Linked DNA regions of Homo sapiens: region 2 is linked to region 1. Evidence: chromatin loops called from intact Hi-C (ENCODE). Cell type or tissue: Calu3. All regions are shown on one strand. Links, peaks and the distances in the headings refer to the core of each region. The heading gives the core; the rest is flanking DNA. Region 1 holds the start of IL2 (interleukin 2). Region 2 overlaps BLTP1 (bridge-like lipid transfer protein family member 1).

Region 1 (15,556 bases), core at 7,557-15,556:
GTCTACGTGGGTTAGTCTGCCAACAAACTTGGGCTAAGAGATGAAATGAACTCTACAGTAATCCTAATATCATCCAGTGAGAAGTCCAGAGTTGTTTGTCCAATACTGTGGTACTAGCCTGATACAGGTCAAGGATAGAGAAGAGAATTAAGAATGAGGTGCATATTCACACACTTAAAAATATTATATGAGGCAAACGACTCTAAAATTAGCCACCTATGTAACAACTTCTAGAAGCTCTACCAGTAAAAAATGCACAGTTACCATGAGGCGATGGAAAGCTTTCCCTCTCTTCCCAGTAACGAGAACTACAGATGTATCTCATTTGCAGAGGCTGGCCCCTCCCCTTATATCCATGAGTTACATGAGTAGGTCCTGTAGATGTGCTGATTTGCTTGACTTCCTCCTATTCTCTAGCATTATTGTTTTCTATAGCAAATCGTTCACCCTTGATCTGCAGAAGTGTGAAATGAAATATGTTAACGATGGTTATCTCTAGCTGATTAGATTACAGTTGATCTTTGTTTTTCAATTTTTTTTAGATTCTGTGTACCACCCAAATTTTCTATAATGAATATGTATTATTTTCTAACTAGAAAATGTTATAAATTTTAAAATATAAAAAAATCAGATCAGAATCTTTAAAATATGTATACTATTTAGGAATGATGAACAATGGACTCTCTGTCAATGGTATACCCAAAGCCACTACAGGAGAAAAGAACAAACTGTTGACAGATAACTTAGAAATAAGATAGGAAACACAATTAGATGTAGATAAGCTTAAATGACTGTAAATAACTTTATTTTCACAAAATTTTAATAAAAGCATTTATCTTGGCAGAGGAGAAAGCTAATATTTATCTGTAAGTTGGAAGGCTTAATTCTTAATGTATGAAGAAAAAAAGTTCTGCCCATATGAAACACATGTTTCTTTCCTTAACTATTTTGTGGTAAATTAAAAGATGTGAAATGAGATAAACAGATGTGAAAGTGCTTTATAAACTTGAAGCACTTTGCAAATCCATTACCGTTACTGTCAGAAGACTATCATATTCTACCTCTAGTAACTGCTGTGTGACTTGTCATATTTACACAAAAAGTAAATTTCCAAAGGTTTTGAAGATTTTCCTCTTCTCATCACATTTAAGTAGTAAGGTATCTCTTGGCTGCCAATGCAGACAATTGCCTAGTGTGATATTTCCATGTTAGCCTAAGAAACACTGCACTCTGAAAAGCACAGTGCAGCTTTAATCCACAGTGGATACAATCATCGCCTAACTTTAGATATGGGAGAAATGTTGGAAAACATCAAGTGTGCTGGTGTTTTTAAAAGACTCCAGAAAGAGATTCAAAAACATGAGCAAAGCTCAGCATTTGTAGCTCCTGTGTGAATTCAGCTGCTCCAAGTTCTTAGAAATCCTAAGGCTTGGGGGGTGGAGCCAAGATGGCCGAATAGGAACAGCTCCAGTCTACAGCTCCCAGCATGAGCGACGCAGAAGACGGATGATTTCTGCATTTCCAACTGAGGTACCGGGTTCATCTCACTGGGGAGTGTCGGACAGTGGGTACAGGACAGTGGGTGCAGTGCACCAAGCCTGAGCCAAAGCAGGGCGAGGCATCACCTCACCAGGGAAGTGAAAGGGGTTAGGGAATTCCCTTTTCCTAGTCAAAGAAAGGGGTGACAGACAGCACCTGGAAAATCGTGTCACTCCCACCCTAATACTGCGCTTTTCCAATGGTCTTAGCAAACAGCACACCACCAAGAGATTATATCCAGCACCTGGCTCAGAGGGTCCTATGCCCACGGAGCCTCACTCACTGCTAGCACAGCAGTCTGAGATCAAACTGCAAGGTGGCAGCGAGGCTGGGAGAGGGGTGCGCACCATTGCCGAGGCTTGAGTAGGTAAACAAAGCAGCTGGGAAGCTCGAACTGGGTGGAGCCCACTGCAGCTCAAGGAGGCCTGCCTGCCTCTGTAGACTCCACCTCCGGGGGCAGGGCATAGCCAAACAAAAGGCAGCAGAAACCTCTGCAGACTTAAATGTCCCTGTCTGACAGCTTGGAAGAGAGTAGTGGTTCTCCCAGCATGCAGCTTGAGATCTGAGAATGGACAGACTGCCTCCTCAAGTGGGTCCCTGACCCCCGAGTAACCTAACTGGGAGGCACCCCCAAGTAGGGGCAGACTGACACCTCACATGGCTGGGTACTCCTCTGAGAAAAAACTTCCAGAGGAACGATCAGGCAGCAACATTTGCTGTTCACCAATATCCACTGTTCTGCAGCCTCCGCTGCTAATACCCAGGCAAATAGGGTCTGGAGTGGACCTCCAGCAAGCTCCAACAGACCTACAGCTGAGGGTCCTGACTGTTAGAAGGAAAACTAACAAACAGAAAGGACATCCACACCAAAACCCTATCTGTACGGCACCATCATCAAAGACCAAAGGTAGATAAAACCACAAAGATGGGGAAAAAAACACAGCAGAAAAACTGGTAACTCTAAAAATTAGAGCGCTTCTCCTCCTCCAAAGGAACGCAGCTCCTCACCAGCAATGGAACCAAGCTGGACGGAGAATGACTTTGACGAGTTGAGAGAAGAAGGCTTCAGATGATCAAACTACTCTGAGCTAAAGGAGGAAGTTCGAACCCACGGCAAAGAAGTTAAAAACCTTGAAAAAAATTAGATGAATGGCTAACTAGAATAACCAATGCAGAGAAGTCCTTAAAGGACCTGATGGAGCTGAAAACCATGGCACAAGAACTACATGACAAATGCACAAGCCTCAGTAGCTGATTCGATCAACTGGAAGAAAGGGTATCAGTGATGGAAGATCAAATGAATGAAATGAAGCAAGAAGAGAAGTTTAGAGAAAAAAGAAAAAAAAGAAATGAACAAAGCCTCCAAGAAATATGGGACTATGTGAAAAGACCAAATCTACGTCTGATTGGTGTACCTGAAAGTGATGGGGAGAATGGAACCAAGCTGGAAAACACTCTGCAGGATATTATCCAAGAGAACTTCCCCAATCTAGCAAGGCAGGCTGACATTCAAATTCAGGAAATACAGAGAACGCCACAAATATAATCCTCGAGAAGAGCAACTCCAAGACACATAATTGTTAGATTCACTAAAGTTGAAATGAAGGAAAAAATGTTAAGGGCAGCCAGAGAGAAAGGTCAGCTTACCCACAAAGGAAAGCCCATCAGATTAACAGCTGATCTCTCGGCAGAAACTCTACAAGCCAGAAGAGAGTGGGGGCCAATATTCAACATTCTTAAAGAAAAGAATTTTCAACCCAGAATTTCATATCCAGCCAAACTATGCTTCATAAGTGAAGGAGAAATAAAATATAGACAAGTGAACGCTGAAAGATTTTGTCACCACCAGGCCTGCCCTACAAGAGCTCCTGAAGGAAGCGCTAAACATGGAAAGGAACAACCGGTACCAGCCACTGCAAAAACATGCCAAATTGTAAACACCATTGAGGCCAGGAAGAAACTGCATCAACTAACGAGCAAAATAACCAGCTAACATCATCATGACAGGATCAAATTCACACATAACAATATTAACCTTAAATGTAAATAGGCTAAATGCTCCAATTAAAAGACACAGACTGGCAAACTGGATAAAGAGTCAAGACCCATCAGTGTGCTGTATTCAGGAAACCCATCTCACGTGCAGAGACACACATAGGCTCAAAATAAAGGGATGGAGGAAGATCTACCAAGCAAATGGAAAACAAAAAAAGGCAGGGGTTGCAATCCTAGTCTCTGATAAAACAGACTTTAAACCAACAAAGATCAAAAGAGACACAGAAGGCCATTACATAATGGTAAAGGGATCAATTCAACAAGAAGAGTTAACTATCCTAAATATATATGCACCCAATACAGGAGCACCTAGATTCATAAAGCAAGTCCTTAGAGACCTACAAAGAGACTTAGACTCCCACACAATAATAATGGGAGACTTTAACACCCCACTGTCAACATTAGACAGATCAATGAGACAGAAAATTAACAAGGATATCCAGGAATTGAACTCAACTCTGCACCAAGCGGACCTAATAGACATCTACAGAACTCTCCACCCCAAATCAACAGAATATACATTCTTTTCGGCACCACACCACACCGATTCCAAAATTGAACACATAGTTGGAAGTAAAGCACTCCTCAGCAAATGTAAAAGAACAGAAAGTACAACAAACTGTCTCTCAGACCACAGTGCAATCAAACTAAAACTCAGGATTAAGAAACTCACTCAAAACCGCTCAACTACATGGAAACTGAACAACCTGCTCCTGAATGACTACTGGGTACATAACGAAATGAAGGCAGAAGTAAAGATGTTCTTTGAAACCAACGAGAACAAAGACACAACATACCAGAATCTCTGGGACACATTCAAAGCAGTGTGTAGAGGAAAATTTATAGCACTAAATGCCCACAAGAGAAAGCAGGAAAGATCTAAAATTGACAGCCTAACATCACAATTAAAAGAACTAGAGAAACAAGAGCAAACACATTCAAAAGCTAGCAGAAGGCAAGAAATAACTACAATCAGAGCAGAACTGAAGGAGATAGAGACATACAAAAAACCCTTCAAAAAATCAATGAATCCAGGAGCTGGTTTTTTGAAAAGATCAACAAAATTGATAGACCACTAGCAAAACTAATACAGAAGAGAGAAGAATCAAATAGACACAATAAAAAATGATAAACGGGATATCACCACTGATCCCACAGAAATACAAACTACCATCAAAGAATACTATAAACACCTCTATGCAAATAAACTAGAAAATCTAGAAGAAATGGATAAATTCCTCGACACATACACCCTCCCAAGACTAAACCAGGAAGAAGCTGAATCTCTGAATAGACCAATAACAGGCTCTGAAATTGAGGCAACAATTAACACCTTACCAACCAATAAAAGTCCAGGACCAGATGGATTCACAGCCAAATTCTACCAGAGGTACAAGGAGGAGCTGGTACGATTCCTTCTGAAACTATTCCAATCAATAGAAAAAGAGGGAATCCTCCCTAACTCATTTTATGAGGCCAGCATCATCCTGATACCAAAGCCTGGCAGAGACACAACAAAAAAAGAGAATTTCAGACCAATATCCCTGATGAACATCGATGCAAAAATCTTTAATAAAATACTGGCAAACTGAATCCAGCAGCACACCACAAAGCTTATCCACCATGATCAAGCTGGCTTCATTCCTGGGATGCAAGGCTGGTTCAACATACGAAAATCAATAAATGTAATCCAGCATATAAACAGAACCAACAACAAAAAACACATGATTATCTCAACAGATGCAGAAAAGGCCTTTGACAAAATTCAACAGCCCTTCATGCTAAAAACTCTCAATAAATTAGGTACTGATGGGACGTATCTCAAAATAATAAGCGCTATCTATGACCAACCCACAGCCAATATCATACTGGATGGGCAAAAACTGGAAGCATTCCCTTTGAAAACTGGCACAAGACAGGGATGCCCTCTCTCACCACTCCTATTCAACACAGTGTTCGAAGTTCTGGCAGGGCAATCAGGCAGGAGAAAGAAATAAAGGGTATTCAATTAGGAAAAGAGGAGGTCAAATTGTCCCTGTTTGCAGATGACATGATTGTATATATAGAAAACCCCATTGTCTCAGCCCAAAATCTCCTTAAGCTGATAAGCAACTTCAGCAAAGTCTCAGGATACAAAATCAATGTGCAAAAATCACAAGCATTCTTATACACCAATAACAGACAAACAGAGAGCCAAATCATGAGTGAACTCCCATTCACAATTGCTTCAAAGAGAATAAAATACCTAGGAATCCAACTCACAAGGGATGTGAAGGACCTCTTCAAGGAGAACTATAAACCACTGCTCAATGAAATGAGAGGATACAGATAAATGGAAGAACATTCCATGCTCATGGGTAGGAAGAATCAATATCGTGAAAATGGCCATACTGCCCAAGGTAATTTATAGATTCAATGCCATCCCCATCAAGCTACCAATGACTTTCTTCACAGAATTGGAAAAAACTACTTTAAAGTTCATATGGAACCAAAAAAGAGCCCGCATTGCCAAGTCAATCCTAAGCCAAAAGAACAAAGCTAGAGGCATCACACTACCTGACTTCAAACTATACTACAAGGCTACAGTAACCAAAACAGCATGGTACTGGTACCAAAGCAGAGATATAGACCAATGGAACAAAACAGTGCCCTCAGAAATAATACTGCATATCTACAACCATCTGATCTTTGACAAACCTGACAAAAACAAGCAATGGGGAAAGGATTCCCTATTTAATAAATGGTGCTGGGAAAACTGGCTAGCCATATGTAGAAAGCTGAAATTGGATCCCTTCCTTACACCTTGTACAAAAATTAATTCAAGATGGATTACAGACTTAAATGTTAGACCTAAAACCATAAAAACCCTAGAAGAAAACCTAGGCAATACCATTCAGGACATAGGCATGGGCAAGAACTTCATGTCTAGAACACCAAAAGTAATGGCAACAAAAGCCAAAATTGACAAATGGGTCTAATTAAACTAAAGAGCTTCTGCACAGCAAAAGAAACTACCATCAGAGTGAAGAGGCAACCTACAGAATGGGAGAAAATTTTTGCAATCTGACAAAAGGGCTAATTTTTGCATCTGACAAAGGGCTAATATCCAGAATCTACAATGAACTCAAACAAATTTACAAGAAAAAAACAAATTTACAAGAAAAAAACAAAATTTACAAGAAAAAAACAAATTTACAAGAAAAAAACAAACAACCCCATCAAAAAGTGGGCAAAGGATAAGAACAGTCACTTCTCAAAAGAAGACATTTATGCAGCCAAAAGACACATGAAAAAATTCTCATCATCACTGGCCATCAGAGAAATGCAAATCAAAACCACAATGAGATACCATCTCACACCAGTTAGAATGGCGATCATTAAAAAGTCAAGAAACAACAGGTGCTGGAGAGGATGTGGAGAAATAGGAACACTTTTACACTGTTAGTGGGACTGTAAACTAGTTCAACATTGTGGAAGTCAGTATGGCGATTCCTCAGGGATCTAGAACTAGAAATACCATTTGACCCAGCCATCCCATTACTGGGTATATACCCAAAGGATTATAAATCATGCTGCTATAAAGACACTTGCACACATATGTTTATTGTGGTACTATTCACAATAGCAAAGACTTGGAACCAACCCAAATGTCCAACAATGATAGACTAGATTAAGAAAATGTGGCACATATACACTATGGAATACTTTGCAGCCATAAAAAAGGATGAGTTCATGTCCTTTGTAGGGACATGGATGAAGCTGGAAACCATCATTCTCAGCAAACTATCGCAAGGATAAAAAACCAAACACCGCATGTTCTCACTCATAGGTGGTAACTGAACAATGAGAACACATGGTCACAGGAAGGGGAACATCACGCACTGGGGCCTGTTGTGGGGTGGGGGGAGTGGGGAGGGATAGCATTAGGAGACATACCTAATGTTAAATGACGATTTAATGGGTGCAGCACACCAACATGGCACATGTATACATATGTAACAAACCCACACGTTGTGCACATGTACTCTAAAACTTAAAGTATAATTAAAATAAATAAATAAAGTAAAAAAGAAATCCTAAGGATACTCAAATTGTTGTTTAGGTGAAGATGGATGATGCCTTCCTTGAATCATCAGCTACCACCGACAGAGTGAAGTGAGATGGAATAGTGGGCACAATCTCATTCATCCTACTCTATGTAGCCTAATGGGTCCAGAATTTATTATCACTATTTTACACTGGAAAAAAGATGAGATTATGAGGGGTCAGGGAGGCTTTGAGTTTTTGCTCTAACTTCACCACTAATTAAGAATGTGATCTTGGGTAAGCCACTTTAACCTCTGTAAATGTCAAATTTCTTATCAGTAAAATGTGACTATACAAGACAATAAATTTGAAAATACTTTGCAAAATTGAAAGTACCATGGAAATAATTCTTCAATCCCAAAAGGTTATGAACATTATTAAAATTTGCCACATGGAAGAGCACACACCACAGAGACATAACTGTGATCATAAACAGATTTACAAAAGTGGTGTTTCATTATGGAGGGCCATAGGGCTGATAAAGACAAATGCATCACCAAGCTATGTCCGAGCTCATTCAGATTTTTACAGGAAACACAGAGCTTCTAGCTGAATTATCTCTGGATGGTGTGGAAATTGTCCAACACGTTCCTAATTTCAAAGAAACAGAACTGAATCTTGAAAACCCAAGAGGCCTTTACAGAAACTGACAAGAGATGAATTAATATAGGTATCAAGCTACAGACCAAATTAAAGTTTTACAAAACTTTGAAAGAGGGTCAGAAAGAAGAAACTTATGGGAAGCAGAGTCCTGGAAAGTCAGCTTTGATGGAGTGACAATATGTGCAACACAGTGAGCAATCTCTTAGGTAGGCAGCTTCAGGGATGGGGGTTGCCCTTTGAAAGGACTTGGGCCACTCTTGAGTCTAAGAGGCTAAGTCACAAACAATGCTAAGCAACTAAAAATAGCTTCTTGTTTAATAGTAAAATTCTGCATAGTAAAAGGAGAAGCAGGGGGTATGACACACGTGGTAGTTAGCAGTCTACTAGTGACTTTACTGCCACAACCAGAAAAGCCAGCTGATGTGTCAGACGTGAGAAAGCGAAAGTATGTCACAGCGAATGTAGCTTTTCCACACGTATTTCAAGAAAGAAATGAAAAAGCCAACTTCTATAATGGTGCCTACTGTGCATTAACAGAGATAAACTAGGGGTCTAAGAACTCAGTTTTCTACAGGGTCCCAGAAGTATAGCCATATATTGCCCCATTCTCTAATGGAAATAGCCAGAGAAATAGAAATATCAAGACTGGAGAACATCAAATACCTCATTGGAAAAGCCCCCACATAGGAAAATGTGTGGGCTTGAATTCTTCCATTCTGGAAGGGTAAAGGCCTGAGTGATGATGCTGGGATTAGACACTGAAACTCTTTAGAGAAGCAAAACAAGTATAATAAAGCTGTACTTTATTATATTAAATAAATAACACACAGACTACCAAATAGCCTGCCCCTTATAACAGCGTTAATGTGATTTTGATCTGAAATGTATAGAGACATTTTGCATTTTTTCGTATAAAAAGTTCATGAGATTTGGCCCTAATCTGACCTTTTCTTCATTTTTTTTTCTACTTGAGGGACTATAATCTTTATTTTTAAATTTGTTTTATATTCTCCGAACATTACCTAACGCATAGAAAACTCTTATTGAACCATTTTTCTCTGTTCTTTGTAAAATATTACATTTGACTGTTCCTTAGACTGCTTTAATCATTCCTGCCTATGCACCCTCCTCAAAATCCAGTTTAAATTAATTGTTCCTTATTCAAGATTCCTTATATCCACCTCCCTTGGGGCAGCAATCACCTATCACCCAGGACTACACTTGTGTATGTACATATCTTCCCTATTACAAATCAGGTTCTTTGAAAAAATACAAATGGTAAGAGAGTGGATTTTTGGAGTCAGAACATTCTCTTTTCAAATCCTTCTTCTGCCCCTTACTGGCAATAAGGGCTGAGTGACCTAGAGCAAATTACTTAACTTCTCTGAGCCTCAGTTTTCTAATCTGCAAAATAGGAGCCATCACTTCACAAGTCTGTAAGACTTATATTAGACTAAGTGCCTGCCTGTACACTGTTCTCTTTTCTCTCTTTCTATATACCTGAAGGCATTATAGGTGCTAGATGTCTGTTTAAAGACCAGACAATATTGTCTTAAAAAAACAAACAAAAACACAGACAATACCATCTTTAAAAAAAAAAAAAAAGTCCAGGTAAGAAATAAATAAGGCCATAGAATGGAAGCTTTACAAGGACTCTCTCTGAGACAGGATCTCCTCAAGTGTCCCCAGGTTAAATTAGAAGTATATATCCGTACAATTGTTCAGCCAGTTTGTGCACTGTACTGAGGATGAATGAACACCTATCCTAAATATCCTAGTCTTCTGACTAAAAACAAGATCATATTTCATAACGATTATTGTTACATTCATAGTGTCCCAGGTGATTTAGAGGATAAATAAAAATCCATTAAAGAGGTAAAGACATAAAAACGAGAAACATGGACTGGTTTACACATAACACATACAAAGTCTATTATAAAACTAGCATCAGTATCCTTGAATGCAAACCTTTTTCTGAGTATTTAACAATCGCACCCTTTAAAAAATGTACAATAGACATTAAGAGACTTAAACAGATATATAATCATTTTAAATTAAAATAGCGTTAAACAGTACCTCAAGCTCAATAAGCATTTTAAGTATTCTAATCTTAGTATTTCTCTAGCTGACATGTAAGAAGCAATCTATCTTATTGTATGCAATTAGCTCATTGTGTGGATAAAAAGGTAAAACCATTCTGAAACAGGAAACCAATACACTTCCTGTTTTATCAACAAATCTAAACATTTATTCTTTTCATCTGTTTACTCTTGCTCTTGTCCACCACAATATGCTATTCACATGTTCAGTGTAGTTTTATGACAAAGAAAATTTTCTGAGTTACTTTTGTATCCCCACCCCCTTAAAGAAAGGAGGAAAAACTGTTTCATACAGAAGGCGTTAATTGCATGAATTAGAGCTATCACCTAAGTGTGGGCTAATGTAACAAAGAGGGATTTCACCTACATCCATTCAGTCAGTCTTTGGGGGTTTAAAGAAATTCCAAAGAGTCATCAGAAGAGGAAAAATGAAGGTAATGTTTTTTCAGACAGGTAAAGTCTTTGAAAATATGTGTAATATGTAAAACATTTTGACACCCCCATAATATTTTTCCAGAATTAACAGTATAAATTGCATCTCTTGTTCAAGAGTTCCCTATCACTCTCTTTAATCACTACTCACAGTAACCTCAACTCCTGCCACAATGTACAGGATGCAACTCCTGTCTTGCATTGCACTAAGTCTTGCACTTGTCACAAACAGTGCACCTACTTCAAGTTCTACAAAGAAAACACAGCTACAACTGGAGCATTTACTGCTGGATTTACAGATGATTTTGAATGGAATTAATGTAAGTATATTTCCTTTCTTACTAAAATTATTACATTTAGTAATCTAGCTGGAGATCATTTCTTAATAACAATGCATTATACTTTCTTAGAATTACAAGAATCCCAAACTCACCAGGATGCTCACATTTAAGTTTTACATGCCCAAGAAGGTAAGTACAATATTTTATGTTCAATTTCTGTTTTAATAAAATTCAAAGTAATATGAAAATTTGCACAGATGGGACTAATAGCAGCTCATCTGAGGTAAAGAGTAACTTTAATTTGTTTTTTTGAAAACCCAAGTTTGATAATGAAGCCTCTATTAAAACAGTTTTACCTATATTTTTAATATATATTTGTGTGTTGGTGGGGGTGGGAAGAAAACATAAAAATAATATTCTCACTTTATCGATAAGACAATTCTAAACAAAAATGTTCATTTATGGTTTCATTTAAAAATGTAAAACTCTAAAATATTTGATTATGTCATTTTAGTATGTAAAATACCAAAATCTATTTCCAAGGAGCCCACTTTTAAAAATCTTTTCTTGTTTTAGGAAAGGTTTCTAAGTGAGAGGCAGCATAACACTAATAGCACAGAGTCTGGGGCCAGATATCTGAAGTGAAATCTCAGCTCTGCCATGTCCTAGCTTTCATGATCTTTGGCAAATTACCTACTCTGTTTGTGATTCAGTTTCATGTCTACTTAAATGAATAACTGTATATACTTAATATGGCTTTGTGAGAATTAGTAAGTAAATGTAAAGCACTCAGAACCGTGTCTGGCATAAGGTAAATACCATACAAGCATTAGCTATTATTAGTAGTATTAAAGATAAAATTTTCACTGAGAAATACAAAGTAAAATTTTGGACTTTATCTTTTTACCAATAGAACTTGAGATTTATAATGCTATATGACTTATTTTCCAAGATTAAAAGCTTCATTAGGTTGTTTTTGGATTCAGATAGAGCATAAGCATAATCATCCAAGCTCCTAGGCTACATTAGGTGTGTAAAGCTACCTAGTAGCTGTGCCAGTTAAGAGAGAATGAACAAAATCTGGTGCCAGAAAGAGCTTGTGCCAGGGTGAATCCAAGCCCAGAAAATAATAGGATTTAAGGGGACACAGATGCAATCCCATTGACTCAAATTCTATTAATTCAAGAGAAATCTGCTTCTAACTACCCTTCTGAAAGATGTAAAGGAGACAGCTTACAGATGTTACTCTAGTTTAATCAGAGCCACATAATGCAACTCCAGCAACATAAAGATACTAGATGCTGTTTTCTGAAGAAAATTTCTCCACATTGTTCATGCCAAAAACTTAAACCCGAATTTGTAGAATTTGTAGTGGTGAATTGAAAGCGCAATAGATGGACATATCAGGGGATTGGTATTGTCTTGACCTACCTTTCCCACTAAAGAGTGTTAGAAAGATGAGATTATGTGCATAATTTAGGGGGTGGTAGAATTCATGGAAATCTAAGTTTGAAACCAAAAGTAATGATAAACTCTATTCATTTGTTCATTTAACCCTCATTGCACATTTACAAAAGATTTTAGAAACTAATAAAAATATTTGATTCCAAGGATGCTATGTTAATGCTATAATGAGAAAGAAATGAAATCTAATTCTGGCTCTACCTACTTATGTGGTCAAATTCTGAGATTTAGTGTGCTTATTTATAAAGTGGAGATGATACTTCACTGCCTACTTCAAAAGATGACTGTGAGAAGTAAATGGGCCTATTTTGGAGAAAATTCTTTTAAATTGTAATATACCATAGAAATATGAAATATTATATATAATATAGAATCAAGAGGCCTGTCCAAAAGTCCTCCCAAAGTATTATAATTTTTTATTTCACTGGGACAAACATTTTTAAAATGCATCTTAATGTAGTGATTGTAGAAAAGTAAAAATTTAAGACATATTTAAAAATGTGTCTTGCTCAAGGCTATATTGAGAGCCACTACTACATGATTATTGTTACCTAGTGTAAAATGTTGGGATTGTGATAGATGGCATCCAAGAGTTCCTTCTCTCTCAACATTCTGTGATTCTTAACTCTTAGACTATCAAATATTATAATCATAGAATGTGATTTTTATGCTTCCACATTCTAACTCATCTGGTTCTAATGATTTTCTATGCAGATTGGAAAAGTAATCAGCCTACATCTGTAATAGGCATTTAGATGCAGAAAGTCTAACATTTTGCAAAGCCAAATTAAGCTAAAACCAGTGAGTCAACTATCACTTAACGCTAGTCATAGGTACTTGAGCCCTAGTTTTTCCAGTTTTATAATGTAAACTCTACTGGTCCATCTTTACAGTGACATTGAGAACAGAGAGAATGGTAAAAACTACATACTGCTACTCCAAATAAAATAAATTGGAAATTAATTTCTGATTCTGACCTCTATGTAAACTGAGCTGATGATAATTATTATTCTAGGCCACAGAACTGAAACATCTTCAGTGTCTAGAAGAAGAACTCAAACCTCTGGAGGAAGTGCTAAATTTAGCTCAAAGCAAAAACTTTCACTTAAGACCCAGGGACTTAATCAGCAATATCAACGTAATAGTTCTGGAACTAAAGGTAAGGCATTACTTTATTTGCTCTCCTGGAAATAAAAAAAAAAAAGTAGGGGGAAAAGTACCACATTTTAAAGTGACATAACATTTTTGGTATTTGTAAAGTACCCATGCATGTAATTAGCCTACATTTTAAGTACACTGTGAACATGAATCATTTCTAATGTTAAATGATTAACTGGGGAGTATAAGCTACTGAGTTTGCACCTACCATCTACTAATGGACAAGCCTCATCCCAAACTCCATCACCTTTCATATTAACACAAAACTGGGAGTGAGAGAAGGTACTGAGTTGAGTTTCACAGAAAGCAGGCAGATTTTACTATATATTTTTCAATTCCTTCAGATCATTTACTGGAATAGCCAATACTGATTACCTGAAAGGCTTTTCAAATGGTGTTTCCTTATCATTTGATGGAAGGACTACCCATAAGAGATTTGTCTTAAAAAAAAAAACTGGAGCCATTAAAATGGCCAGTGGACTAAACAAACAACAATCTTTTTAGAGGCAATCCCCACTTTCAGAATCTTAAGTATTTTTAAATGCACAGGAAGCATAAAATATGCAAGGGACTCAGGTGATGTAAAAGAGATTCACTTTTGTCTTTTTATATCCCGTCTCCTAAGGTATAAAATTCATGAGTTAATAGGTATCCTAAATAAGCAGCATAAGTATAGTAGTAAAAGACATTCCTAAAAGTAACTCCAGTTGTGTCCAAATGAATCACTTATTAGTGGACTGTTTCAGTTGAATTAAAAAAATACATTGAGATCAATGTCATCTAGACATTGACAGATTCAGTTCCTTATCTATGGCAAGAGTTTTACTCTAAAATAATTAACATCAGAAAACTCATTCTTAACTCTTGATACAAATTTAAGACAAAACCATGCAAAAATCTGAAAACTGTGTTTCAAAAGCCAAACACTTTTTAAAATAAAAAAATCCCAAGATATGACAATATTTAAACAATTATGCTTAAGAGGATACAGAACACTGCAACAGTTTTTTAAAAGAGAATACTTATTTAAAGGGAACACTCTATCTCACCTGCTTTTGTTCCCAGGGTAGGAATCACTTCAAATTTGAAAAGCTCTCTTTTAAATCTCACTATATATCAAAATATTTCCTCCTTAGCTTATCAACTAGAGGAAGCGTTTAAATAGCTCCTTTCAGCAGAGAAGCCTAATTTCTAAAAAGCCAGTCCACAGAACAAAATTTCTAATGTTTAAACTTTTAAAAGTTGGCAAATTCACCTGCATTGATACTATGATGGGGTAGGGATAGGTGTAAGTATTTATGAAGATGTTCTTCACACAAATTTATCCCAAACAGAAGCATGTCCTAGCTTACTCTAGTGTAGTTCTGTTCTGCTTTGGGGAAAATATAAGGAGATTCACTTAAGTAGAAAAATAGGAGACTCTAATCAAGATTTAGAAAAGAAGAAAGTATAATGTGCATATCAATTCATACATTTAACTTACACAAATATAGGTGTACATTCAGAGGAAAAGCGATCAAGTTTATTTCACATCCAGCATTTAATATTTGTCTAGATCTATTTTTATTTAAATCTTTATTTGCACCCAATTTAGGGAAAAAATTTTTGTGTTCATTGACTGAATTAACAAATGAGGAAAATCTCAGCTTCTGTGTTACTATCATTTGGTATCATAACAAAATATGTAATTTTGGCATTCATTTTGATCATTTCAAGAAAATGTGAATAATTAATATGTTTGGTAAGCTTGAAAATAAAGGCAACAGGCCTATAAGACTTCAATTGGGAATAACTGTATATAAGGTAAACTACTCTGTACTTTAAAAAATTAACATTTTT
Region 2 (15,556 bases), core at 2,575-10,574, 150 kb after region 1:
ATACCTGTGGTTTCTGTATCACAGACAGAATGATGACTTGGAGCAACCATTAGGCTGAATGCAGGATGGTAATTTTTCTGCTCTGATGACCAAAGGCTACCTAGGTTTTACAGAGAGCTTGCAGACATCTAAACTTCTGATGGTTTATTTTGTCTGAATACACATTCATGATATTGTCCTAATATTTACTATCTACTTAAATCGTTCTTTGAACTCTTCCTATAGACTGTCCTTGTTAATTTCTAATGCATTTCTCAATAAACATTATCACCTAGAGAAGAAATTTTACTGGGTCACTTTTTTTTTAGAGTATGTTTTAAAAATGACCTGTTAAAAAAATTCTAAGGCATAATCCTAACATTCCTTATTTCTCTGCCCTATACACATCACCTTTGTTCAAAAATATTGAGGTATACTTATTACTAATAAAAACTATAAGCTAGTAAACTAATTTGTCCATTTTATCATTTGGAAGTTTTATAAATATGTCAGTTACATAACTACTCTGCTTATCTCCTTCTGGCCCCCTCCCAAGAAACCCAAACAATAAGCATGTTACAGAAGCATGTCAGTTAGTCCCCTCTAAAACCCAAAATAAATTATTCTGAGTATCATGATTACCAGCATGTTAGTGTTCTGTATTAACAGAATATATACTGAGGTGCTAAATTATTTGTTCATTTTTTAATGCATGTTTCTGATTCTGAGTCAGAGCGTATTTCTCATTTTATATCTTATGCATTTGCCCTTTAAGATAAACTGTTAAGGAAATGGTTTACTTCCTTTTTTTCCAAATATATTCTACTTATTTTAATAAATACAATGATGGTAAAGCTGTCACCTTAATAAAAATCACTAAGTTTAAATTTATTTTTGTCTTTTATTAAAAAAACAAAAGATATGTTTTAGTGATTTTTAAAAAGCCATGTATAACTATTGTGTAAAATAATAAATCTATAAAGATTTCTGTTGTAGGCTGATACTGGTCTTTTGGATAATAGGCATGAGTATTTCCATATCAAGTCTTCTCAGTAACCTGAAGTATTTCAAATAAGTACTGGTATTTTACCTATAATTATCTAAATGCAAAGTATTTGATGGGGTTTAGTACACACTGCCTTCTAAAATGGCACCTTGTCATATGGAAGGTATTTTAAACTGAAGCAATTTGAGAAGCAGCAGATGCAGGAAGGACTTTGACTTTCTTCTGAAGTAGGTCATATGAACCACATGTGAGAGATGCCCTTCCTATACCCAGAGGAAAGGAGCATCCTCATCTCCAAAGTGGAGGGACACTGAGATGAATCTGAACAAACAGACCTTGGTTAGTTTCCCCCAGTTTACTACGCTTAACTCATACCCCTTTTTATTTTCTCACATTGCTCTACAACTCTCTACTCTTCATCAAACCTAGCATAAAAATACTCAGGTTTAACCATTTCTTTGGATCTTCATTTCCTTATGAAGGCTCCATGTCACAAAAAAACCTCATATTAAATAAACCTGTATGCTTTTCTCTCATTAATTGGTCTTTTATTACACAAGCCCCCCAGCAAATAGCCTAAAAGGGTAGTAGGAAAAGATATTTTTCCTTCCCTACACATTAAAACCAAGACTTTTTCATTTTGAATGCTAAAACTTCAATTTTTGTAAAAATAATAGAAATTTTCTCATTCCTCAAAGAAAATGGGAAGTAGAAAGATTTCCCTCTAGTGGAGAGAGGAAAAAATTACATAAACAATGGGCTACCGCTTTCTAAAAAGTAAGTAATTTAGTTTACAAGATTGAGGAATTTTAGTTCATAACCTTTTAACTCCTTATTTATAATTTTTCTTTATTATTAAGATTAATGATGCTTTACCAACTCTGCTATAATATTTAAAATATAAAAATATATACAAATAAATTCCGTATCTTCAATACGGCCTATAAACACAGCTTTAGTTATACCCAACCTTGAATATTATGGAATTGCAGGAATTCATGTTACACTCTGCACTCCTACAAATTTGAACATGTGGATTTATTCACGTCAATATTAATTAAGGCTGGCGTTCCTGGTCCTGGCTATTTACAACCTGTTCTGTGTTTTATGGTGAGTTGGATATTGCACATTTATCATTTTTTTTCAAGATTCCGACAGGTCAAAAATGCTTTATCTGGTCAAACATGGATCAATTACAGGAAAAATCAGGGACTGTGTAAACATTCAAATGTTATAGTACCAAAAAGAATGCCTGGTTGGTTTACTTACCAAAACTACTCAATGCTGTAGTTTTTCACGAATATGGTTTGTTACCTGTAACTAGAAATAGCCCTTCTTTCTCAAAGTCTAAAAACATTTGCTATATCTAAGCATCTTTTAATTTCACAAATGGAGACTTAATGTTTTATTTTTTAAGTTCTAAACTGTATATAGAAATAAAAGATACTCACAGGCATTCATCACTAAATCCCCATGAATTTCTGGTTTCCAGTCATCCCATGATGTCTCAAATCCATCAGCAAAACGGATACAAAAGTTTTTGAAATGCCCTTTGCTAACCAGAGACTCTGAAGAGCATGCAGTGATGAGAGTACTTTCAATGGTTAATACCAAAGCAGAACCAGTGTCAAGGTCTCCAGTATGATTAGACTGCAAAATATATTAAAGAAGAAATAAGACAAAAGGTGACAATTTTTTAAACTTAGAAATCCTCACAGGATTCATAGGAATAGAAATCTAGAAACGGTCAAGCCTAGATATGTTCATTAAAGAGCAGCTTAGAAAGATGCCTTTTAAAAATTAAATTGCTTAAGTGCAATGTACTTGCCATGTGCATTTTTTTTCTTACTTAACATACAAAGGGCTATCTACATTTCTATCTCAAGCCTCTCTTTTAGTTGTGGGGAGATGATCTCACTATGCCACCCACCTGTGGTGTTTATGGCCTTCCTAGGCAGTGCCCATTATGCTATTAAAAAACTACTATATTTCAGTTCCTGAAACACAAACATACCAATGCCACCCATCCTCAACCTGAAGTTTTTCTTAACACTGTCTTACCGAACAGAATCCTAAAAGATAAATTAATTCAACAACTGGTTACAAGTTATTAAGGTAAATTGTAACAGTAAAATATAGATCTCTATATGCTATTGTTAATAACTGTTGCTTCTTGGCCTGACAGGTGTTCATAGCCTTTTCTCTCTCTCATACACACATGTGCATGCAGTTACATATTCCTGAAAATTGGTCTTAAGTTGCAAAGAGAAAATTCCTGGTTTATGTGCACACTGCTTTGAAGTTTCATTACCATTAAATATTACAGTATAAAAGCATTTTGGAATTCCCTATTCTATTACAGGTTAAGTTCATTAAACAGTATTCTTAAATGTCCTTTTATTTCCATCTTATAAACAAGTCCATACCAATGACTTCCTTGTTAAAAAAGAAAACAATAAAATGATTCTGAAACTAAGCTTCTTTTTATGAAGGTAAAAATTAAGAGTTATCTGGGGGGTATCAATCTTATCACTATTCTGAAGCATATAAGAGTGCTTCAGAGAAAAGTCCCATGAGATTAAGATTTAATACATTGAGATGAGTAATGGTTGAAGGAATTCAATCTTACTTGCTACCTACTAAACAGTTATAAACTGTTACACTGAAAAATGTACTGTTATATTCTAAATACTTAGAAATGGTTATGTAGAAATGCCTGGCTCTTAATCCTGGAATATGACTTGACTTTTTGTACCTGTGCAGTATTTGTGATAGGTAGGCAAATTCCCAGATCATTGACAGTGAGCTGGAGAAAAAGAGTCCCAAAGGCCTGGGCTGATGTTTGCTGGATACCAGGTAGCATATCTACTACTTCCTTTGTAGCCATATGAATATCCTTATGTAAAGCCATTCGTTGTTCATTCCAGTTGTCATAGGCGGCCTTATAATTCAGCCAAAACAGCACAGCTTTTGATAATTAAGACAGGGCAGAAAGAAAATTAAAATCAACACTGTAAATCTATATGTTAAGTAAAACTCAAAAGCTGCAAAATCCTGTTGCTTAATAAAAATTACACCCAGAAAACTGTAGCATTAGAATTAGGAAAGATCTAAGAGGACATATAGTCACCATTTTTTAAATAACAAATGAAAAAATAAAACAGAAAGCAGGCAACCACATAATGGCACAAGGAAGAAGAAAATCCAGGTCTGTTCATTCCCTCTAACTTATTTGTGAAATGCCTATTATATGTTAGATACTGGGATGGAATAACAAATGAAAACAGACATGGTGCTTAACTTCATCTGTAGAGCTGTTACTTCTTTTAAAATTCTTTAAGGTACATAATGCTAGGAACATACCATTAAAAGGATCTGATTTACAGAGAAAAGTCAAAGATGTTTGAGTTTGTTAAACAGAAACAAACCTTAAGGAAAACCTTCATTTCACAGCAGTGTATAGATGGAGGGGCCTCTAAAAAGGACATAAAGATGGAGAGGCCAGAGAAGTAGGAGGAAAAGCAAATGCAGGTTGAGCATCCCTAATCCGAAATCCAAAATCCCAAAACTTTCTGAATGTTGATATGATGCTACAAGTGGAAAATTCCACATCTGAACTCATGTGAGACTGCAGCCAAAATGCTGTCAAAACTTTGTTTCATGCACAAAATTATTTAAAATATTTTATAAAATTATCTTCAGGCTATGTGTATATGGTGTATATGAAACATAAATAAATTTCATGTTTAAACTTGGGTCCCAGCCCCAAGATATCTCATTATGTATACACAAATATACCAAAATCTGAAAAAATCCAAAATCTGAAACACTTCCTGTCCCAATTACTTTGGAAAACCAGTACTCAACCTGTTTTGTGTCAAGGACACCAAGGGTACAAAATACTTTAAGAAGCTGATGAAAGCTGATGAGAGGTCAGTAAAATGAGAACTGAAAAACATGTACATGGGATTCAGCAAAATAAAATGCTATCTGTAACACTGCCAAAAGGGCAATTTTCTAACAGGATTCTGTTACTAGCCTATGTCCATCACTGATGAAGATCTTAAATGGCTTCTTAAATGGCTCCTCATTACTTCTAAAATACAGTTCAAATATATTTGCCCAATCCACATTAATTAGACCTTGTCTACCTGTTCAGCCTTCTTTCCCATTATTTTCTTCTATGAAACCTACTGCTATATTTTCTTAGACTTATGTGTTTAAACACATTCATTCTTATTCTCTCTTACTCAATGTTTATTTCGTTCTTATTGTATGCCAGGGACTGTTCTAGGCCCTGGGATATAAAAGTAAATTTCATTTCCTTATCTCCCTGGTGAACTCCTAATTCAAAGTCAAATCAAGAATTAGTTTCTCCTCTAAGAAGCATAGGCAAAGGTAGAGAATTCCTCAGAACCAAGAACACATCTCTGACTCCACTGTGTAGTCTACTTTGTTTTCTTTTCCACTGGACTGACAGGTCCTTGAGGGCAGGGATACTGTTGTTTATTTTTGTATTCCACTTCTAGGCAGTACCTGATAAATGTTTATAGAATATAAAAATAAACACAGTGCCAAAACACAAATGGGTGCATTAATTATCAAAACAAAAAAAATCAGCATTACAATTACATAATCTGAAGCAGACACTCTTATGTTATCCAGCCAGAAGACAAAATAACTTTAAAATGTAAAATAACTTTTAAAAACTGAAGGCAAAAAGCAAGATTTTTTTTTTGGATACACACATTTCAGATTTAGGAACCATTTAGCTGTCAAGCATTTACACCAGTAAACTACAAGATTCTTATCTAGCATTAACAAAGCATTCCTAGATCCCAGAGGATAGTAGTGATTGACTTTATCTTACCTCTATCAAAGGCCACAGGCTGTGCATAAACAATTGGTCTATTCAAAGTAATAAGCACAGCTTCCCTATCTGAAGAACCACTGATTTCTTCTCGGAGGGCATTTCTTAATCCAATTCTGGTTTTAAAATAGGCAACTTGATGAAAATCAGAACCAGCTTCCTCATAAACCTAAAATAAAATTTAAAGCTCAATAAAATAAAATAATGGAAAAAGTTTTAATATGAAACTAAACATTATTAATGGTATTGTTCACCAAAAAAACTATAATACATTTTTCTCAAATTCAGCTGTTAATGTATATTCCTTATACTCTGTACCATAAACACTTGAAATTAATATACAAAATAGCCATGCAAGAAGTAAATATGAAGTCATAGATAAACTTTATATAAAAGTTAGGATGAGGTCCATATTCTAAATGGCAATGTATTAAATATTTCAGAATAATTAGAACCTCTAAGAGATGACAAGAAATTTTTGTTCATTTTTTCCTCGTATCTTTAATGCAGCGATTCAGTTTTGAAACTGTGACTGGCATTTTTCTACTTGGTTCTTCAAAGAGGAAAAAAGATTAAAATCTACATAATAATTTTTGGCAAAATAAAAACAAAAAAAATCTCCAATAAGCTGTGAACATTCATTTTTATAAAATAGAGAATCTAACTGCTGTTTTTTAACTTTATTTAACATTACTATATGCAGAACTTGCTAATATTCTACAGGAAAGGTATACACTTAACATTTTAAGAACTGAGTAATGTTAGCACAAGACTTTGAAATAAAAAATGTTTAGCAAAATAAAAAAAATTACAAGCAAATGATTACGAAGATACTGGATTAAGTTTTATGTGAGTGCATCTGCACTAAACTATAACAATATGCGGCTACAATTTTCAATGAAATGCCAAGGTAAATGAGTTTTCACTGAATTTATAATCAGAAACTTTAGGAAATTAAACTAAATATTTTTGTAAATATAATAATACATAAGTTACAGTAGTTAAAATTGATGTGCAAAATTTAAAAGCCATCGTTCTAACATCAACATATTCTGTACTCACCTGATGTTTGACAATTTGTCCTAATGCCAGATTTAAATCCACCTGGCATTTGCCAAACAGTTTCAGATAGCTGCTACTTCCTGGTGAAGCTTTGGTTTGAAGTCGGTTAGAAAGTTCCAGTTCAATCAATCCAGTTTCAAATCTTACAGCTCTCATTGATGGAGTAGTGGCCGTTACTTGAATACCCTAGCAGATTATATGTTAGGAGGAAAAAAATGAATCTTAAATCAACAACATATACCTACTCAAATGTAGTCTTTCAGTATATGATAAATAAAATAGTCGTGTTTTAAACCATGAACAGGCATACCTTGGAGATAATATGGGTTTGGTTCCAGACCATTGTAATAAAGTGGGTCACACAAATTTTTTTGTTTTCCAGTGCATATAAAAGGTTATACTACAGTCCATTAAATGTGTAATACCATTATGTCTAAAAAACATTGTACATGCCTTAATTTAAAAAATACTTTGGCTGGGCGTGGTGGCTCACGCCTGTAATCTCACCACATTGGGAGGCTGAGGCAGGCAGATCACTTGAGGTCATGAGGTCGAGACCACCCTGGCCAACATGGTGAAACCCTATCTCTACTAAAAATACAAAATTAGATGGGCATGGTGGTGTGTGCCTGTAATCCCAGCTACTCAGTAGGCTGAGGCAGGAGAATAGCTTGAACCAGGGAGTCGGAGGTTGCAGTGAGCCGAGATCATGCAACTGCACTCCAGCCTGAGACAGAGCAAGACTCTGTCTCAAAAACAAAACAAAACTTTATTGCTAAAAAATGCCAACAATCATCTGAGCTTTTAGTGGGTTGTAATCTTTTTGCTAGTGGAGGGTCTTGCCTTGATGTTGATGGCTGCTGACTGATCATGGTAGTGGTTGTTGAAGTCTGGGGTGACTGTGGCAGTTTCTTCAAATAAAATGACAATGAGGTTTGTGTCACTGATTGACTCTTCCTTTCATGAAAGACTTCTCTGTAGCATATGATGCTGTTTGATAGCATTTTACCCACAGCAGAACCTCTTCCAAAGTTACAGTCAATCCTTTCCATACCTTGCCACTGCTTCATCAACTAAGTTTATGGAACATTCTAAATCCTTTGTCATTTCAACAGTGTTTACAGCATCTTCACCAGGAGTAGATTCTATCTGAAGATAGAATTTCTTTGCTCATTCATAAGAAGGAACTCTTCACCCATTCAAGTTTTATCATAAGATTGCAGCAATTCAGTCCCATCTTCACGCTCCACATTTAATTCTAGTTCCCTTGCTATTTCCACCCTGTCTGCATTTACTTCCTCTACTGAAGTGTCTTGAGTCCCTCAAAGTAATCCATGAGAGTTGGAACCGACTTCTTCCAAAGTCCTAGTAATGTTGATATTAGCACCTCCTCTCATGAATCAAAGTGTTCTCTCTTCCAGAAGGTTTTCAATTTACTTTGCCCAGATCCATCTGAGGAATCACTATCTATGAAAACTGTAGCCTTACAAAATGTATTTCTTAAATCATACACTTGAAAGTTGAAATTACTCAATTCATGAGCTGCAGAAGAAATGTGTTAGGCATAAAAACGTTAATTTCCTTGTAAATTTTCACCAGAGCTCTTAGGTGACCAGGTGCATTGTCAGTGAGCAGTAATATTTTTAAAGGACTCTTTGTTCTGAGCAGTAGACCCATAGCGGGCTTAAAATATTCAGTGAACCATGTTGTAAAAAGATGTGCTGTCATCAAGACTTTGTTGTTCCACTGATAGAGCATAGGCAGAGATTTAGCGTAATTCTTAAAGGCCCTAGGATTTTCAGAATGGTAAATGAGCACTGGCTTCCACTTAAAGTCACCAGCTGCATTTGACCCTAACAAGAGTCAGCCTGTCCTTTGAAGCCAGGCATTGATTTCTCTCTAGCTGTGAAAGTCCTAGCTAGCATCTTTTTCCCATAGAAGGCTACATGGAAAAATCTGTCGTTTAGCGTAACCACCTTCATCAATTATTCTAGCTTGATCCTCAGTTTGCACTTTTATGTTATGAAGACAGGTTCTTTCCTTAAACATTATGAACCAATCTCTGCTAGCTTCCAAGTTTTCTTTTGCAGCTTCCTCACCTCTCCCAGCCTTCATAGAATTGAAGAAAATTAGGGCATTGCTCTGGATTAGGCTTTAGCTTAGGGGAATGTTGTGGCTGGTCTATCCACACCATTCAAACTTTCTCCATATCTGCAATAAGGCTGTTTGGCTTTCTTATCATTCCTGTGTTCACTGGAGTAGCACTTTTAATTTCGTTTAAGAACTTCACCTTTGCATTCACAACTTGGCTAACTGGCGCAAGAGACCTAGCTTTCAGCCTGTCTTGGCTTTTGACATATCTTCCTCACCAAGCTTAATCGTTTCTAGCTTTTGATTGAAAGTGAGAGATGTGCAACAACATTTAACGATTTAGTTTGCTATCCTACATTGGTGCAGCTCCTGGCGCCCCTAAACAATTCCCGCAGCAACATCAAAGATTTCTGATCACAGAGCATTATAACAGACATATAATACTAATGAAAAAGTTTGAAATATTGTGAGAATTAGTAAAATATGACACACAGAAAGTGAATATATGCTATTGGAAAAATGGCACCTTCAATTCATAAAAAAACCTCAATACCTGTGAAACACAATAAAGCGAAGTGCAATAAAACAAGGTATGCCTGTATAGGATATGTCTAATGAACTGATAAAACTGGCAACGTTAATTTCTCGTGTTAGTAGCAATTTTTTCCCATTATGTTTCATTTTGATATTTTATATTTAAAATTTAGTATTCAATGGATTGAATACATTAAATACAATTAAATAACTTTTATGAACACCAGTATCTTAAATATTGGAAATATTAAGTTTTCTATTAAAATAATATAGTCTTTGTTTGTTTTTTAAGACAGGTCTCACTCTGTTGCCCAGGCTCAAATGCAGTGGCACAACCACAGCTCACTGTAGCCTTGAACTTCCAGACTGAAGCAATCCTCCTGCTTTAGCCTCCGAAGTAACTGAGACTACAGGTGTGTGCCACCCACCTGGCTAATTTTTTTGTTTTTTCAAATTTTTTGTAGAGACAAAGTCTCGCTATGTTGCCAGAGCTAGTCTCAAACTCCTGGGCTCAAGCAATCCTCCTGCATCAGCCTTCTAAAAGTAATATAGTTAACTGGAAAAGTGCATAAAATATTTCTTGCAGAGTAAATTATAACAGCAGTACTTGAAGAAAAACAAAATGTTCGTCAGAAGGGAGTGGCTGAATAAATTGTTACAACTGTACAACATACAATACAGATGTTCAAGAAGATAAAACTAATCTAAATATTCTAATATGGAAAGGTATCCAATTATTTTTCAAATGTATAAATATATGCATATATAAAAATACTAACAGGAAAAAAGTCCTAAAGAATATTCAAATAATTATTGTTAAAGCTTTTTCTCTGAGTAGATGGAGTTATAGATCATTTTTATTTTCTGTTTGGTAATTTATGTAAGATACAAATTTTCTATAACAAGCATATATTAATTGATTAGAAAAATTTTTATAAAAGTATCATTATATTTATGTTACCTTGAACTGCAAGTTTAGGGAATAGAGGAGAATTTTAGGTTTATCTCCATCTGCTGTTCCATCATGTTCGTTCCAGAGAGGAATAGGCTGCTCCCCACCTAAAGGAAAGAAGAGTTCGGGACAATTTTTTTTTTTAAAGAAAAAAAATAACTATTTTGTGCATTAAAAAAAAATCCTCACAAAATATTTTCTTTTTACTGACCACTGATACAGAGATCTTTAGCTAAGTTACATTTAACTGAGACAGATATATGAAAGATAGGGATAATTCTGCATATGTAGACATTTATTAATAACATTTTATATTCAATTAAAACACTGTATATATTATTGAACCAAAACATGTGTTTATACATCTCAGAAAACACATTTGAGGGAAAAAAGTAAACTGGACTAATTTCTTCAACTAATAATGTGAATTCTGTTGCAGAGCCCCTGGTGGTGAAGTTACTATTAAGAGAGCATTTTTTTTTTTTTTTGCCTGGGCAATGTGGCATACAGAAAATAATGTTCTAATATCTTAATATCTTACTTCTGTTTCCACTTCTCTTTCCATTGATTTGAAAACATTCTGCCTGCCTATCTTTCAAATATTCTTTCTTACAATGATTAATCTTTTTGTACATATGTTGAGTTGATCATCATCCCAGGGAGTCTGTATAGGTGGGATGGAATGTTTTCTTCCCCTATTAGGGACCACAGATATTATCAAAATAACTAAGAACCAAATAGATAAAAAGCAGATTTTGTTTGTTTTGAAGGAGAAATTAATCTTTTTTGGGCTTTTGAAATTTAGGGGTCAAAAATCTATTTAGTTAGTACTATGATAAAAATATTTTTTAGTTTTCTACTAGAACAGAAAATAGGAAGAAAATAGAGGCAACAGTCAACAGAAGGTACATCCAAGATAAGACCAAGAAAAGAGAGACAAGGACATAACTTGGCCCCCCAAAAAAGACCTTTGTACATAAAGATGAATAAATACACCAGAAAGGGAATGAAAGAATGATATGGATGAAGAGATGGAAAGTAAAGTATTAAGGATTTGTGGATTGGTTATACCAGAACATATTAATTAACATATATTTGGGCCAGGCACGGTGGCTCATGCCTTAATCCCAGCACTTTGGGAGGCTAAGATGGGTGGATGACCTGAGGTCAGGAGTTCGGGACTAGCCTGGCCAACATGGAGAAACCCCATCTCTACTAAAAATAAAAAAAATTAGCTGGGTGTGCTGGTGGGCACCTGTAATCCCAGCTACTCGAGAGGCTGTGGCAGGAGAATCACTTGAACCCAGGAGGAGGCAGAAGTTGCAGTGAGCCGAGATGGCACCACTACATTCCAGCCTGGATGACAGAGACTGACTCAAAAACAAAATAAAAAAATATATATTTGTATTTTGGAAGAATAAACTATATGTGTCTTTGTAGATTATATGTGTCTTTGTACACTTAGTGCCTGCCTGTACGCTTGTACCTTTCCTCTCTGAGCTATCCTTCTCTAAAATATACAGCATACAGATTACATTTTCTTTTCTTCAACTTATAATTAAGTACTTCTCTCTGCCTCCTAACTCAAATCTACAATCATCCCTTACCTAAGCCTCATCATTGATAACCCTACCTACAGCCATATACATACATACATATATGTATGTGTGTATTTGTGTGTATATAATATCACCCCCCCAACCCAGCTATCAACTACCTCTTCCCATCCCTGTTGTCTCTATCTTCCATCTACTACCAGGAAAGCTTCCACTGTCTTACATTATGCTTTTCATTTCCCTGATTCTCTAACTTCATTTGCATATGGCTTTTTGTTGCCATTATTATTTGGAAATCTCAAATTCATTCATTCCTTTGATCCAGCAGCAGATGGTGTTTAGCTTACTTTTCAATGCTATTTCCAAAACATTAAACTACTACTGTCTCTGCTTTTCATCATTTGAATTCCAAACCACAGCCCTCTTACACATCCCTGTTCCTTGAGCTCACTTTCCTTAAATGACTTTATCCCCTCACTTACATTCTGTTCTTATTTATTTTTTACTCCTAAGTAGTTATGTGTAAATTCTAATACCTAATATTTGCTTACTGAGTGCATATATTTATCAATTCTAATACCTAATATTTGAGTGCTTACTGAGTGCCAAGTGCTCTTCTAAGTTCTTTATCACATTTTGTTTATTCAAACTCTTTCTGATACACCCTTATCAGCATTTGGTCCTTCCTTCCTACATGATGTTTGCCAAAAAATACACATTTCTGTATATTAATTTATCTACACAGCAATTTCCCTAATTAAATAATTCTTAAGGGGAAGGGCCATATATATGTGGATCCTAGCAAGCAGTACCTTAGCTGACCCTCAGTCTTTTCCTGAACGCAAGTATAAAGCACCTGTGTTGCTTGGTGATCCAACTCTTCATCTTCTGTCATTTCTCCAACACACTCCTCACAACAATTACTGCAAGTCTTTATAATTTTCCTCATACTCCCACAATTCTTATCTCATTCTCAGCAAATAAATGTGTCTTTCAGTCCCAGTTTCTTGCTATTTTCTTTCATCAAACTGTCCCTCTCTTGAAAGGCGCTCAATCATCAAAAAGTAGAACTTACTCAAGTATCAGTTCGAATCATTCCTATGCCTCAATACATCCTCTATTTATACTACTTAACTTCTTCATTCATCAAAAATTCATTTAAATCTTTTTATTATTATATGTTTAAATACCTAATGTTCCAAACAGAAGTAAGTAAAATTTTTACCCACATATCTTTGTAATTTGCTTATCACCTAGTTTGGGGTCATATGTTTTTAAAGTTCTGAATAAGTAACTATGGAATGGATTATAGAATCTTCTTTTATATTTTCTAAGATACGGTTGCAATTTCTACTCTGAAATACAGAATGAGTTATGTTATAGAGAGGAAAATATTACATGAAATAATGTCTACATTTTGAGGATTTGTTAGAATACTGCCACAAAAAATTGTTTATGACTCTATGTATATCTTGACACTTTCTAACAGGATGGGTGAAATTAAGCTAAGAGAGTTCTTAGTTTCTCTTGGCTCTATAGGCAAGAGCATGGTGCAGGTTATTTAGGAATCATCATGAGATACAACAAACACAACACAATAGGTGATCAAATAAAAACTACATGATTCTGATTTTGAAAGTTAGCTGTCTTATCTATTTATTCAATTAAATAATAAATAGTATTTTATCTAAGTAATAAGAATCAAAACAAATCTGAAGAAAATATGAATCTACTATTATGATCTATCTATGTATCTAATATTGGCTACTCTTGTCTTTTCTTTTTCTTCAACCTTTTATTTTAAGTTCTGTAGGATATGCACATTTGTTACATAGGTAAATGTCTGCCATGGTGGTTTGCTGCACACATCAACCCATCACCTAGGTATGAAGCCCAGTATCCATTAGCTATTCTTCCTGATGCCCTCCCTCCTGCTGTCCCTGCTGACAGGTCCCAGTGTGTGTTGTTCCCCTCCCTGTGTTCATGTGTTCTCATTGTTCAGCTCCCACTGATAAGTGAGAACATGCAGTGTTTGCTTTTCTGTTCCTGCATTAGTATGCTGGGGATAACGGCTTCCAGCTCCATCAATATCCCTGCAAAGGACATGATCTCATTCCTTTTTGTGGCTGCACAGCATTCCATGGTGTATATATACCACATTTTCTTTATCCAGTCTATCATTGATGGGCATTTAGGTTGATTCCATGTCTTTGCTATTGTGAATAGTGCTGCAATGAACATACGCATGCATGTATCTTTACAATAGAATGATTTATGTTCCTTTGGGTATATACCCAGTAATGGGATTGCTGGGCAAAATGGTATTTTTGCTTCCAGATTTTTTAGGAATTGCCCCAACACTGTCTTCTACAATGGTTGAACTAATTTACGCTCCCACCAACAATGTGAAAGCATTCCTTTTTCTCTGCAACTTCGCCAGCATCTGTTGTTTCTTGACTTTTTAATAATAGCCATCCTGACTGGTGTGAGATAGTATCTAATTGTGGTTTTGATTTGCATTTCTCTGATGATCAGTGATGCTGAGCTTTTTTCATACGTTTGTTGGCCACGTGAATGTCTTCTTTTGAGAAGTGTCTGTTCATGTCCTTTGCCCACTTTTTAATGAGCTTTTTTTTCTTGTAAATTTAAATTACTTGTAGACTCTGGATATTACATCTGTCAGATGGGTAGATTTAAAAAAATTTTCCCCATTCTGTCTGTTTACTCTGATGGTAGTTTCTTTTGCTGTGCAGAAGCAGCTCTTTAGTTTAATTAGATCCCATTTATCAATTTTTGCTTTTGTTGCAATTGCTTTTGGAGTTTGCATCATGAAATCTTTGCTGGTGCCTATGTCCTAAATGGTATTGTCTAGATTTTCTTCTAGGGTTTTTATAGTTTTGGGTTTTACATTTAAGTCTTTAATCCATCTTGAGTTAATTTTTGTATAAGGTGTAAAGAAGAGGTCCAGTTTAAATTTTCTGCATATGGCTAACCAATTTTCTCAGCACCATTTATTAAACAGGGAACCCTTTTTCCCCATTGTTTGTTTTTTGTCAAGTTTGTCAAAGATCAGATGGTTGTAGGTGTGTGGTCTTATTTCTGAGTTCTCTATTCTGTTTCATTGGCCTATGTGTCTGTTTTTGTACCAGTACAATGCTGTGTTAGTTACTGTAGCCTTGTAGTATAGTTTGAAGTCAGGTAGTGTGATGCCTCCAACTTTTTTCTTTTTGCTTAGGATTGTCTTGGCTATTTGGGCTCTTTTTGGTTCCATGTGAATTTTAAAATAGTTTTTTCTAATGTTGTAAAGAATGCCAATGGTAGTTTAATGGGAATAACATTGAATCTATAAATTACTTTGGGCAGTATGGCCATTTTCACAATATTGACTCTTCCTATCCATGTGCATGAAATGTTTTTCCATTTGTTTGTGTCCTCTCTGATTTCCTTGAGCAGTGCTTTGTAGTTCTCCTTGAAGAGGTCCATCACTTCCATTGTTAGCTGTATTC

The links. Hi-C counts contacts between places; a loop is a spot of excess contacts. Peaks named below come from ENCODE experiments on the same cell type or tissue, not always from the same donor. Only the 100,000 strongest peaks of a DNase experiment are listed, where the experiment ranks them.
Region 2: it touches region 1 in a loop (2.8-fold over the local background); 9 of 110 quality-filtered maps call a loop at or near these places.

Annotation. Positions count from the first base shown.
Region 1 is chr4:122,451,872-122,467,427 of GRCh38, reverse strand. IL2 (interleukin 2) reads left to right here and starts at 10,703. Exons shown (of 4, transcript NM_000586.4): 1 at 10,703-11,134; 2 at 11,225-11,284; 3 at 13,575-13,718. The coding sequence starts at 10,988. RefSeq lists an enhancer at 8,658-8,717. In Calu3, for the core only: no CTCF peak of the experiment used is centred there; no DNase peak of the experiment used is centred there.
Region 2 is chr4:122,296,345-122,311,900 of GRCh38, reverse strand. It overlaps BLTP1 (bridge-like lipid transfer protein family member 1), which reads right to left. Exons shown (of 88, transcript NM_001384125.1): 55 at 10,504-10,601; 56 at 6,918-7,103; 57 at 5,856-6,024; 58 at 3,741-3,952; 59 at 2,437-2,635. Among named protein-coding and RNA genes, the nearest start is that of ADAD1, 75 kb to the left of the region's middle. RefSeq lists an enhancer at 5,590-6,120. In Calu3, for the core only: no CTCF peak of the experiment used is centred there; no DNase peak of the experiment used is centred there.